Regions from separate parts of the Homo sapiens genome. Here region 2 is linked to region 1. The links are chromatin loops, found by intact Hi-C in ENCODE. Cell type or tissue: endothelial cell of umbilical vein. All regions are shown on one strand. Each heading gives the region's core, and the rest is flanking DNA. Links, peaks and the distances in the headings are about the cores only.

Evidence for each region. A loop is a pair of places that touch in the nucleus more often than their neighbours do. Peaks named below come from ENCODE experiments on the same cell type or tissue, not always from the same donor. Only the 100,000 strongest peaks of a DNase experiment are listed, where the experiment ranks them.
Region 2: it touches region 1 in a loop (6-fold over the local background); 4 of 110 quality-filtered maps call a loop at or near these places.

What each region holds. Positions count from the first base shown.
Region 1 is chr11:96,225,634-96,231,019 of GRCh38, reverse strand. The region is part of intron 1 of MAML2 (mastermind like transcriptional coactivator 2); the gene reads left to right. Among named protein-coding and RNA genes, the nearest start is that of MIR1260B, 110 kb to the left of the region's middle. In endothelial cell of umbilical vein, for the core only: no CTCF peak of the experiment used is centred there; a DNase peak (open chromatin) is centred at 2,229; H3K27ac peaks cover 3,361 bases.
Region 2 is chr11:96,009,578-96,014,963 of GRCh38, reverse strand. All of the region lies in intron 2 of MAML2 (mastermind like transcriptional coactivator 2), which reads left to right. Among named protein-coding and RNA genes, the nearest start is that of MTMR2, 88 kb to the right of the region's middle. RefSeq lists an enhancer at 2,324-2,927. In endothelial cell of umbilical vein, for the core only: a CTCF peak has its summit at 2,789; a DNase peak (open chromatin) is centred at 2,653.

The sequences.
Region 1 (5,386 bases), core at 259-5,258:
TAAGTTTGGAATGAAAATGTCACAAGACATATCTTTCACTATTTCCTGATTTACTAAACATGGAAATGTAGCTCAGGACCTGAGCATTTAGTCATCTCATGTGACCATGAGGACATTAAATAAGGAAGGAAATGCAGAAGTGAGTGTGATGATCTCTTACAACACCGCTATTTGGGTAGAGAAGTAGAGTTTTAATTAGCGAGACAAGTGTCAAATATATTCTACACACATCACAGCACATTAGGCTTCGTATTGTTCCCTCATTTCCTGAGGACTATTTCCAAAGATAGGTATGGATGAAATCAGAGAACGTTGGGACTCTATAGGTCTCAGACTGGCCAGAAAAGAATCAACATAATCTGATGTGGGCTGTCCTGGAAATCAGGAAACTCAAGAGGCAGTCATCCCTACATACATTTTAGTAAATTATTTAACATTTCTGTGTATTCGTTTACCCATTTGAAGAAAGGGAGCTAGTATGTCTAGTCTTCAACTCTGCATATAGGATGCTATAAAGTAGTTAAGTTACAACCTTGTTCTTCTAACATTTCAGCTGCTTCATTTGCCTACATCAAAAAGCACTGTGTATAAATCATTGAAAAAAGAATATGTATAAATCCTTAAAAGAGCAGTAAGTGAAGTAATGCATTTAAATTGAGAATCAAGATGTACAAATATATATAGATATATACAAATATTTGAATGAGCAAAACATATAAATCTTTGAAAGAGGTATTAATGAATTTTGATGTATTTTTATAAACTGAAAATTTTTGCACAAATGTTGTCATCATCATACTCATATTCTATCCTAGACTATTCTAGACTAGCCAGGTCTATCCATATTCATCATTCCATATTCTAAATAGCTCAGGATTTTCTTTCTAAAAATGGGACCAGGGACAGTCATATTGTGGGAAATTTTTCATTAAACATCCCACGTTTCGTTAAATGTTTTTTCTTAAAGCTGTTTCAATTTTCAGCTTATCCTATTGAGGATAACAATTCTGAAAACTTAACAACTGGTGTTAAGTTTAATAATAATATTTGCATACCAAACATAGTACTTTTCTGTGTAAGAAAAAGTTTCACTGGTTCTAGGATACCAAAATACTGCAAATTGATTTCTGTTTTCCATATCCACACCCACCTTCCTGCTTTTGATATCTGTCTGGTATTTTGCAAGACAGAATGTTATGTGAGAGTGAGCACCAAGCAATGATATTTCTCTGCAGCCCAAAGAGTCTACAATTTCCTCAAAATGTGAGTAATTTCAAATTTATGGTATTGCCAGTTCTGCTTTTATACTGGTATAATGCAATGAAGTACTCATTCAGATTTTTATTCTCTGTTGGTTTGAAGAAAACATTTAGAAATTCTTAAATGAATCAATCGATATGTAGTCAAGGCACCATGGTAGCTTCTGGGGAGATCATGTGATTATATTTCTGTATCTAGGATGCTTGCAGTCTGGTTAGAAAGACTAGCCACATTGTGAGAAATGCTTTACAACATGACACACGAGGTAGTATCTGGTAAGGGATCCTCTAGGTAGGTAGAGAGTGGAGATTCAGAGGGCTTCCTGGGGCTCCAGGGGTGTGAAAGGCCTTGGGGGAAGAGAGGGAATCTCTGCAGGATCTCACCAATTGTTTTCAGAAGAAAATTAATTAGAAAACACTCTTACGTATAATTGCTGTTCTAGAAAATGGTTACAATTTACTTCTTTAAATGTTTAACAACATTTTAAATTATGTATTGTTTTCTTTTTGCCATTCATTCATCTCTTGGTGGTTTGGGGTGTGATTTGTGTTTTTCCCCTCTCTTGACTTATCTGAGAAATTCTGGCACTAGCCAGGTTTGGGATGTTTTTGTTCAGACATTCTTAAGTTATTTGGTAAGAAGAAAGGCTTTGTTGCATTTTTCTGCTGAGAAACAACTTTCTTTTTCTTTGTTTCAACCCTGAACTTCCTAAAAGCTCTTTATTTCTATAGATTGTTCTACAAAGCTATGCCTCAGGAGGTGAGAGACTAGGGAGCATTTTTTTTTTGTTCAACTAGAAGTAGCCACATTTTCAGAAAACAACTAATAAGTTTAAAATATGTCAAAGATAACTTTACAAGAGACCGCGTGAACATAGATATGTAAAGGAGAGCCTAGTGCTCTCAATGCCCATATCTGCAGGCCTCAAAATTGCTTATGAAGTCTAGAAACCATGGCCATCTGCCAGCCGGAGGCAGCATCACCACAATGGAATTCACAGTCACTCTGTTAAGACTTTATAAATACAGTGAGGGTCCAGGAGCCAGGACCTTCAGGCGCATGAGGCTTGTCTGGTCTGGTCTGGCCGACTGAGCAAGGAAACCCTGTCCTTGAATGAGGACTTCCTCAGCTTCAGTGACTAAATGTTTGTTCTCAAAAGTAAAATGTCCCAATGGAAGGTGGACAGCGGCCATCTTCTTATTTTATTTGTTTATTTTTAGCCAGGCACTCCATTAGTTGTGGCAGGAAGTCATCCTGAGAGGAAAGTCAAGGTGTATGTACATGGTTGACTTGGGGAAAGTGTTTGGAAGTTGGAAAAGTGGAACCATTTTTGAGTGTGACTTCATTTCTCTTCTGACCTAGCTCTACACAGTGTCATATCCTAGGAACTGGGTGCTAGCATGAAGGAGAAAAGCAAGATAAATTAAAGAGCTTTACCTCTAGATAGTAATAGGAAACCAAGAATCCAGCCTGGTGATGGCTGGAGGGAGTGATTGAAGTTAGCTGATGCCATGGGGAGTTAGCCAGGCAGCAAAAATGTCTGGAAACCCGATGTGGCCAAGACTGGGCTGTCCAGAAGCTCATCAGAGATAGACTCAATCAGTACTTTCTCTCCCACCTTCCTGAACAAGAAGAAAAAAATATGAGAGAATTGAGTTTGTAGTGTTCCCTTTTTCTCCCCCCAGGCTGGAGTGCAGTGGCACTGTTTCAGCTCACTCCAGGCTCAGCCTCCCAGGTTCAAGTGATCCTTCCACCTCAGCCCCCCGAGTGGCTGGGACTACAGGTGTGCACCACCACGCTCCACTATTTTTGTAGTTTTTGTAGAGACAGGGGTCTCACTTTGTTGGCCAGGCCGGTCTCAAACTTCTGGGCTGAAGCGATCTGCTTGCCTTGGCCTCCCAAAATGCTGGGATTACGGGCATGAGCCACTGCACCTGGCCGAGTTTGTAATGATTTCATTCGATGGCGACAGAGACATAAATAATAACAGCAGCAACAACAATAAACACTTGTTCTCTGCCAGGTGTTAAGCAAAACACATTGTATGCCTTTTCTCATTTAAACTTACAACAACCATATAAGGAAACTACTATTATTATTATTTCCATTTTACCCATGAGAAAACTGAATGAATCTCAGAGAGGAGCAAACTATGTCAAAAGTCACATAATTGGATAGTGAGATTATGGTGTTTGTACTGAAATATGTTTAACTTCAGAGCTCATGCTCTGAACACATACTATACTGCTCATTTATTCATTTATTCACATATATATTGTGCAACCACAGTGTGCCAGGCACTGGGCTGAAACAGGAGGATGAGAGAACCACTCCCTGCATTCTTGGCATGAAACTTACAGTATAGCTGTGAATGAGACTTATTTATGAAATAATCACATAAATGTATAACTGTGAACTATGAAAAGCAATATTAAGGAATGGATCACTACAGGATTATGCGTAGGTACTAGGGTAAGTATATACCTATTAGAAGGAAACTATGAACTATAATAAGTGATATTAAGGAAAGTTTAGAGAGTCAGAAAACTTGATATAATTTTAGGGAGTCAAGGAGAACTTCCCGAAGAAAGGGGCACATGCTTTCAGATCTGAAGGATTAACATGATAGCTAAGCAGAGAGAACTTGCTGGGTAGGGAAAGGCTAGCAGGTACAAGGGCCCCGAGGTAGGAGACAGCTTGACATGTTGCTGATTCTGTGAATACTTATTGAGGCATAGTGTAGCTACTGGTTTGTCACTTTTGTTGTGTTTCATATTCCTCCATTGAACGTAACATTTTTTACTGTTTCACTAATGAATTGATGTGAAGATATTCTATTTTATGCAGTTTTGATTTGTTTGTTTTCTGCTAATTTTATCTGACAAATTTAAAGTTTTTAGGGGAATAAGGGCTACATCTGTCATTGCTGTATCACAGTTTCTAAGATGGCATGCAGTTTAGGTACTTAAGTGCATTTTTATAGTAAAGAATAAGAATAATAATAAATGTCAATTCAGAGACTAATAGAATTTAGTTGCTTTTAGCTGATATGCTCAATTAAGAATTGACACTGTCTGTAAAAATCTTATCTTTATATATAATATGAGCTAGGAAATAGATTCATTTCTAATTTTTGCTAAGTGAAACATTTTAATATTCCTTGAAACTAAATGGAAAATTTTCCAAAGTAATGCTTGGCAGTTTGGCATGTGGAGAAAAAAAATCTTTCCTCTAGAGCAGCTTTTCCAGGGAACAGATTAGAATTAATTAGGGGATGTTTTACTAATGGAATATTTTTCTTCCCATTAATGTCACTGTCCTTCATGCCTGAGGATGGCATTATTGGCAATGATTGCTCTTATGTGTGAGAGACTATATAGACAGACAGGCCATTGCATAGAATTCTATTTGTCACACAACCTGAGACCACTGTCTTTAGTTTCAAAGCCTGAAGCTGTTTGTCTGGTCTGGCATTGTTTGGGACCTTACCTGCTAAAACTGTAATTGGCCCAGAGTCTTTTCTTGAATTCCACCCAAATTCTTTCCCTGTGACATAAAATCATTCTTAAATAACTTTTTAGGCAATAAAGCCTCCTCAGATTCAATCCCCATGCTATCTGTGGTGGGGAACACTAGGATATTGAGCCTTTAAAAACATGCACCATATCTTATTTGTCTTTGTATTTCTAAGATGTAGCATAGTGATTGGCTGATAGGAGACAATAAGTATTTGCTAAATATGTAATTAATTGAATGAATGGTGATCAACTAAAGGTGGGTTCCAGATTACAATTTTTGATAACCAGCTCAAATTTCCTTGCTACCTTGGACATTAATGATCATAGATTTAAAACTATGAATAACTACAATGAGAATGCTCGTACGATCTCTGTACAATCTGTATTGGTTATCTAATTTTTTTTTTTTGAGATAGTGTCTCGCTCTGTCACCCAGGGTGGGGTACAGTGGCCCATTTTTGGCTCACTGCAACCTTCGCCTCCCAGATTCAAGTGAGTCTCCTGCCTCGGCCTCCCAAGTAGCTGGGACTACAGGTATCCGCCACCACGCCCAGCTAATTTTTGTATTTTTTAGTAGAGACCGGGTTTCACCATGTTGCTCAGGCTGG
Region 2 (5,386 bases), core at 125-5,124, 220 kb after region 1:
GTGCCCAGTGTAGTGACTGATATGGAGAAAGTGTCCAACACATGATAGCTATTATAGTTATTGATGAATTAATGACTCAAACATGCATTGGAATTTCTTTGAGATTTGCATACCCCATGATTTGGAAATTGCTTCAATGTTCCATGCCATCTACACATAGTTTTAAGTCCTTTAACTTGTAATTGATTTAAGTCTTTGTTCTAAGACTTTGACATAAGCCCCCAAATGTTACAAGTGGAGCTTCAAATTAGAGAAAGAGGATAAGCAGACCAGTTCAAGTCAAATATTGTTTTAAAAGTATGTTTGTGTGAGGTGAAGTTGACGTACCCTAACTGCAGAGATAACACAGAACCAGTTAGAGTTTTTTACTACAAGTTGAATTGAGTCAAAATAATCAATTGGTTGGTTTGTAAGAATGTAGTTTGAGACCACCTGAAAACCTGAAAGCTTTCTCTCTACAATTCATCACTGTTTTCCTTCTCAGTTCAGAGTTCACCGATGTTAGTTTTAAATGTTGATTCCAGGAGGCTGTGGTTAAGTTCATTTTCTGAATGTGGTTTCCTCTCAGGCTGCTTTGATATTAATGTGAGTCAACAACCACTGTGTCATCCCTGTCGCAAGGATCCCTGTGGAGAGCCTAGTTACCAATAATAAGGTAGTCTTTTTGTTCGTAGAGTGGCATTGTCATTTCCCATTCCTCAGTGAATATACTCAGTTTAAAGAAACTGCAGCTGTATACTAAAATGCTGAGTATACTGGGAGAATTGCATATTTTATACTTTTGAGACAAGAAAGATTCCCTTGTCCCCCTCGCAGGGTGTGAGATGGGGAAGTGGCTCGCTTCATCAGTGCCCCGCTGATCAAACCTCTAAGGGAGCATACATACAGGCAGGCTGTGGGGCTGCGACCCCACGGCCATGTCTAGGGGTGAATGTTTACGGCTCCTGAAGCCCCAGTGGGCATGTGTTACAGCGTGCTCTCTTAGTTTGCTGTCTATAGGTGGCTTGTGTTAACCAGCTCAATTAGATCCCCTTCCTTATCACAAGGACAGAGGGCTTTCTGTATCCTGGGTTCCTGCCTTGGTGTACAGGAAGAATCAGATCACACGTGGGCTTGAAGAAAGAATGCAAAGTTTTATTTAGTGGAAGTAGCTCTCAGCAGATGGAGGAACCAGAAGGAAGATGCTCTTTCCCTGGAGGTGGGCTGCTCGGTGGCCCTGGCTCTCCTCCAACAGCCCCACCTCGTCCCGCCAGTGTCCTGCTGACGGCCTGCAGGCGCCAGTGCTTGTGCGTGTGCTCCTCTGCCAGTGTGCTCCTCTCGACGTCTGGCTGCCTTTGTGTCTACTGCTAGGGTCTGGGGTTTTTATAGGCCCAGGATGGGGTTGTGGCAGGCCCAGGTGGTCTTGGGAAATGCAACATTTGGGCAGGAAGTGCCTGTCCTCACCTAGGTCGTTGGAGTGGAGCCCTTGCCAGGGACCTGCCTTTCTCTACCCAGTACTTTGCTTCCCCCATTCCATGTCATTTAAAGGGACCACACTCTTCCCTTCCTAGCAGTCCTGTATCACTTTGTGGTTGGATTTTATACTTTAGCTTTTATATTGTAGATGGACTAGTTATAATCTACTACATGAGCTACTGGAGACCTCACATTACTTAATTCTGATTACTTTGAAGAGAGAAGTGAATAGATACAAAGAATGCTTAGGGTTATCTCATTTTGTTGTTCTTAAATGTGACATTTGTTATTGGAAAAACAATATGTTTGTTGATACATAACCTACTTCCCTTGATCATTTTAAAAATTTCAATTAACCCTTGCCCCTCACCTCTCAGAAATCTGTATCTCATAACTCTCTCTTTTCACCTGAGCTCCTAGCAGTTTACAGGCAACATGGTCATCAGTGAAATGTACATGTTGAAAGAGAGAAAATAAAAACCCTCCAAGTTAGTCTGTTAAGGTGAATACATATGCTATTGCATGACCAACTAAGATAGATAATGCCCAGACAGGTCATAAAAAAGACACAGGAAAAGGGAACATTGAATAAAATGGTGGCAGCATTAGTTGACTTTATAATTCTGTTGCCTTGTGAAACAGAATTATTTGAAAGAGGTTTCTGAAAATGTTTTTGTTGCTTGTCAAAGCATGGTGCTTTGACAACACAGAAGCTATTTTTATGTAGAAACAGTAGTGAAGGTATCTTCTGTTCACTGCACAACTAAATTATAGCAACTTATCATTGTGTTGCTTAAGGAAACAAACAGATTTCAAAGGTTTATTCTAGAAAACAGTGTTTAATCAATTTCTTATACTGTCTTTGAACATAATCTAGTAAGCAGATGTGGAGTTAACGGCTTATTATGTTCATACTCCCTATATCCATTCAGAGTCTGCCAGGCTCAGAATAAAAGTCAAGACATGTGCACATAGAGACTCTGTAGATGTTTGTAGCATTTGAAATTAAAATAGTGAGAAGGCTGCCTGGGCGTCCCTTCAGACATGGCACAGTGGAGCACAGAGACAGGAAATATGCCAGACTGCCTCTGTAGGAGGCTGCTGTGAACACGTGCAGCAAGGAACAGGGAACCGCTTAATGATTAATCACTGTCAACCTTTGTTCTCGTTAAAGACTTGATTGTTGGACAAGGCTTGTAATGAGGGACTGTTTTGGTGTCTGTTGCTATGAGATTGTGTTCACTGATCCTCAGTTGATGTAAGCCGCTGTTCTCTTTTTGCCCAAGTCGAATGAACTTGAATGAAAATGCTCTCACAGTGCCTGCTAGTGGTGCTTTCAGAGGAGGTTCTGGGCATTCTGTTTACCAAATGCTACTGCAGCTCAAAAACGGAGAACAGGTAACTAAGAGTTTGGCTCAGCTGAATTTTGGCATATGAGATTTATGAAATTTTAGCAAATGTTTTAAAAGTTTGATTCTAAAAGACGTAAATAAAAGTAGATTTTATGGTAGTAATGGAATAAAAACCCTTCAACACACCCACACACCTTTTCTTTTTAACAAGCACAGATATTCAAGAATCAAAATTTTAAATTGTTACCATTTCTCTTGACTTCTATAAATAAAATATTAAATTGTGTTTTGCAAACCAAATTCTTAAACCACCAACTCATGTGAGAGGTGGGAATATGTCTTGGCATTTTCCTAAAGGCTAAGAAAAAAAATTCCATTTATTCTGTCATTGATTACAGCTTGCAGACTTTTATATAACCATTTTTTTGTTTGCTTGTTTTTAGATTCAAGGGGTACATGTGCAGATTTGCTCCATGGTTATATTGCATGATGATGAGGTTTGGGCTTCTATTGATCCCGTCACCCAAATAGTGAACATAGTACCCAATGGGTACTTTGTCTGCCCCAGCCTCTCTCCCACCCTCCCCCTTTTGGAGTCCCCAGTGTCTGTTGTTCCCAGCTTTATGTCCATGTGTACTCAATGTTTAGCTCTCACTTATAAGTGAGAACATATGGTATTTGGTTTTTCTTTCTGTGTTCATTCACTTACAAGAATGGCCTCCAGCTGCATCCATGTTGCTACAAAAGGACGTGATTTAATTCTTTTTTATGGCTATGTAGTATTTCATGGTGTATATGTACCATATTTTCTTACTAATTCAACATTGGTAGATACCTTGGTTGGTTCCATGTCTTTGCTTTTGTAAACAGTGTTGCAATGAACATATAAGTGCAGGTGGCTTTTTGGTAGAATGACTTATTTTCCTTTAAGGTAGATACTCAGTAATAGAATTGCTGGGTCAAATGGTAGTTCTATTTTTAGTTCCTTGAGAAATCTCCAAACTGCTTTCCACAGTGGCTGAACTACAATTCCCACCAGCAGTGCATAAGCATTCCCTTTTCTCTGCAACCTCATCAACATGTATTATATTTTGACTTTTTAATAAGAGCCATTCTGACTGATGAGAAATAGTAAGCATAACCATTTTTGAATATTTTACTGCAATAAAATATCAATGGAACATTTTAAAGGAGGAAAAAAACAGTATTTTTAAACTTTAAAGAATATTTTTCTGGATTAAAGTGACCTTATAAAACTCTGAATTTCTTCTAAACATAATTGCATCATCATGAAATTACTTTTAAAATATATACTTATATGAAAGTACTAATATAGAACAACTAAAACTGTTAGTGATATTCTCAGATTATGCTTACTATCCCCAGGCAAAAATATTTCTCTGTCTCTCTTTCTCTCTCTTTCTAACAAATGCAATCTGCTATAGTTTTTTGATGTGTCTGCATGAAGCAACTTTTCTTGTGTTTTACATCTGTATATAACTTTTTGGTTCAAAATACTATGTGTCTCTATTGTTCTCTCTTTTTTCATTCGCCACTATTCTTAACTCATCTACATTGTAATCAGGGAAGTTGAGTAGGGACTGTTTGTACCTCAAGAAATCTAAAATGTAGCCTCTGTCAGCATCCTATGCCCCTACCTGGTCTACAGGTAACTATGAATGTTCCACTTGATCCCAGAAGTGATTCTGTCTAACCCAAGGACCTGTCTCTTGTTAAGTGTCCCCTACATATAAAAGTAGGAAGGGACTGGGGAATGGCCAATCTGCCCCTGTATCTTCTAGTAGATTTGCTCTAAATCTTCCCACACAGGAAAATCAGTTTTTTATATAAATCTCTAAATAGTAATCCAGTTTTCTTAGAAATAGTCACAGTGTATAACTTGTAAACACTTTAATTTTCAAAGTCTTGCTTCTATGTTTAAATATGTATCCATATATAATTAGGATATAGAATGTAAATTTTCTCTGAACACAGTATCTATCTGTTGAAGTTATGATGGAGTAATATAATTAAGATAGAAAGCAGAAGGTTTATAATGATAATGATAACTATAATTGGTTTGGTCTTTTAAGACATATTACAGTTTGCAGTAAGTAGATCATTCCCGAAGCTCCAAATTGTTCCTGATTCAGTTCATAGAACTGCAACCCTCTAAGGAACATCTTTTCATAACCCACGCCTTATAAATCCTGTTAGGCCTGATTGGTTTTTTATCCTTGACCATAGATACTTATATTAAGGAATACATGACCTTTTTGTAAAATTGGTTCTTGAACAGATGTCCTTGGGCAATATTTCTAGTAGCTGACCTAAAATCCTAGGGCTAGGGGGAAAACGTATCAAAATAAATCACTCTCTACACAACATTGTGAATTATTATTTGCATTTAAATAGAAACAGTACAGCCCTCCTTCACTGTAACAAATGTTTACAGGTAAATAACTGTGCTTTTCCTGGCTTCCCTAAGAAGTGAAGATATATGTCAATGCTTACGTTGTTTTCTTCTACCTTCTGAAGAGCAGTGCAGTAGAGTAGTAAGTACACAGTTGGTTCTACTA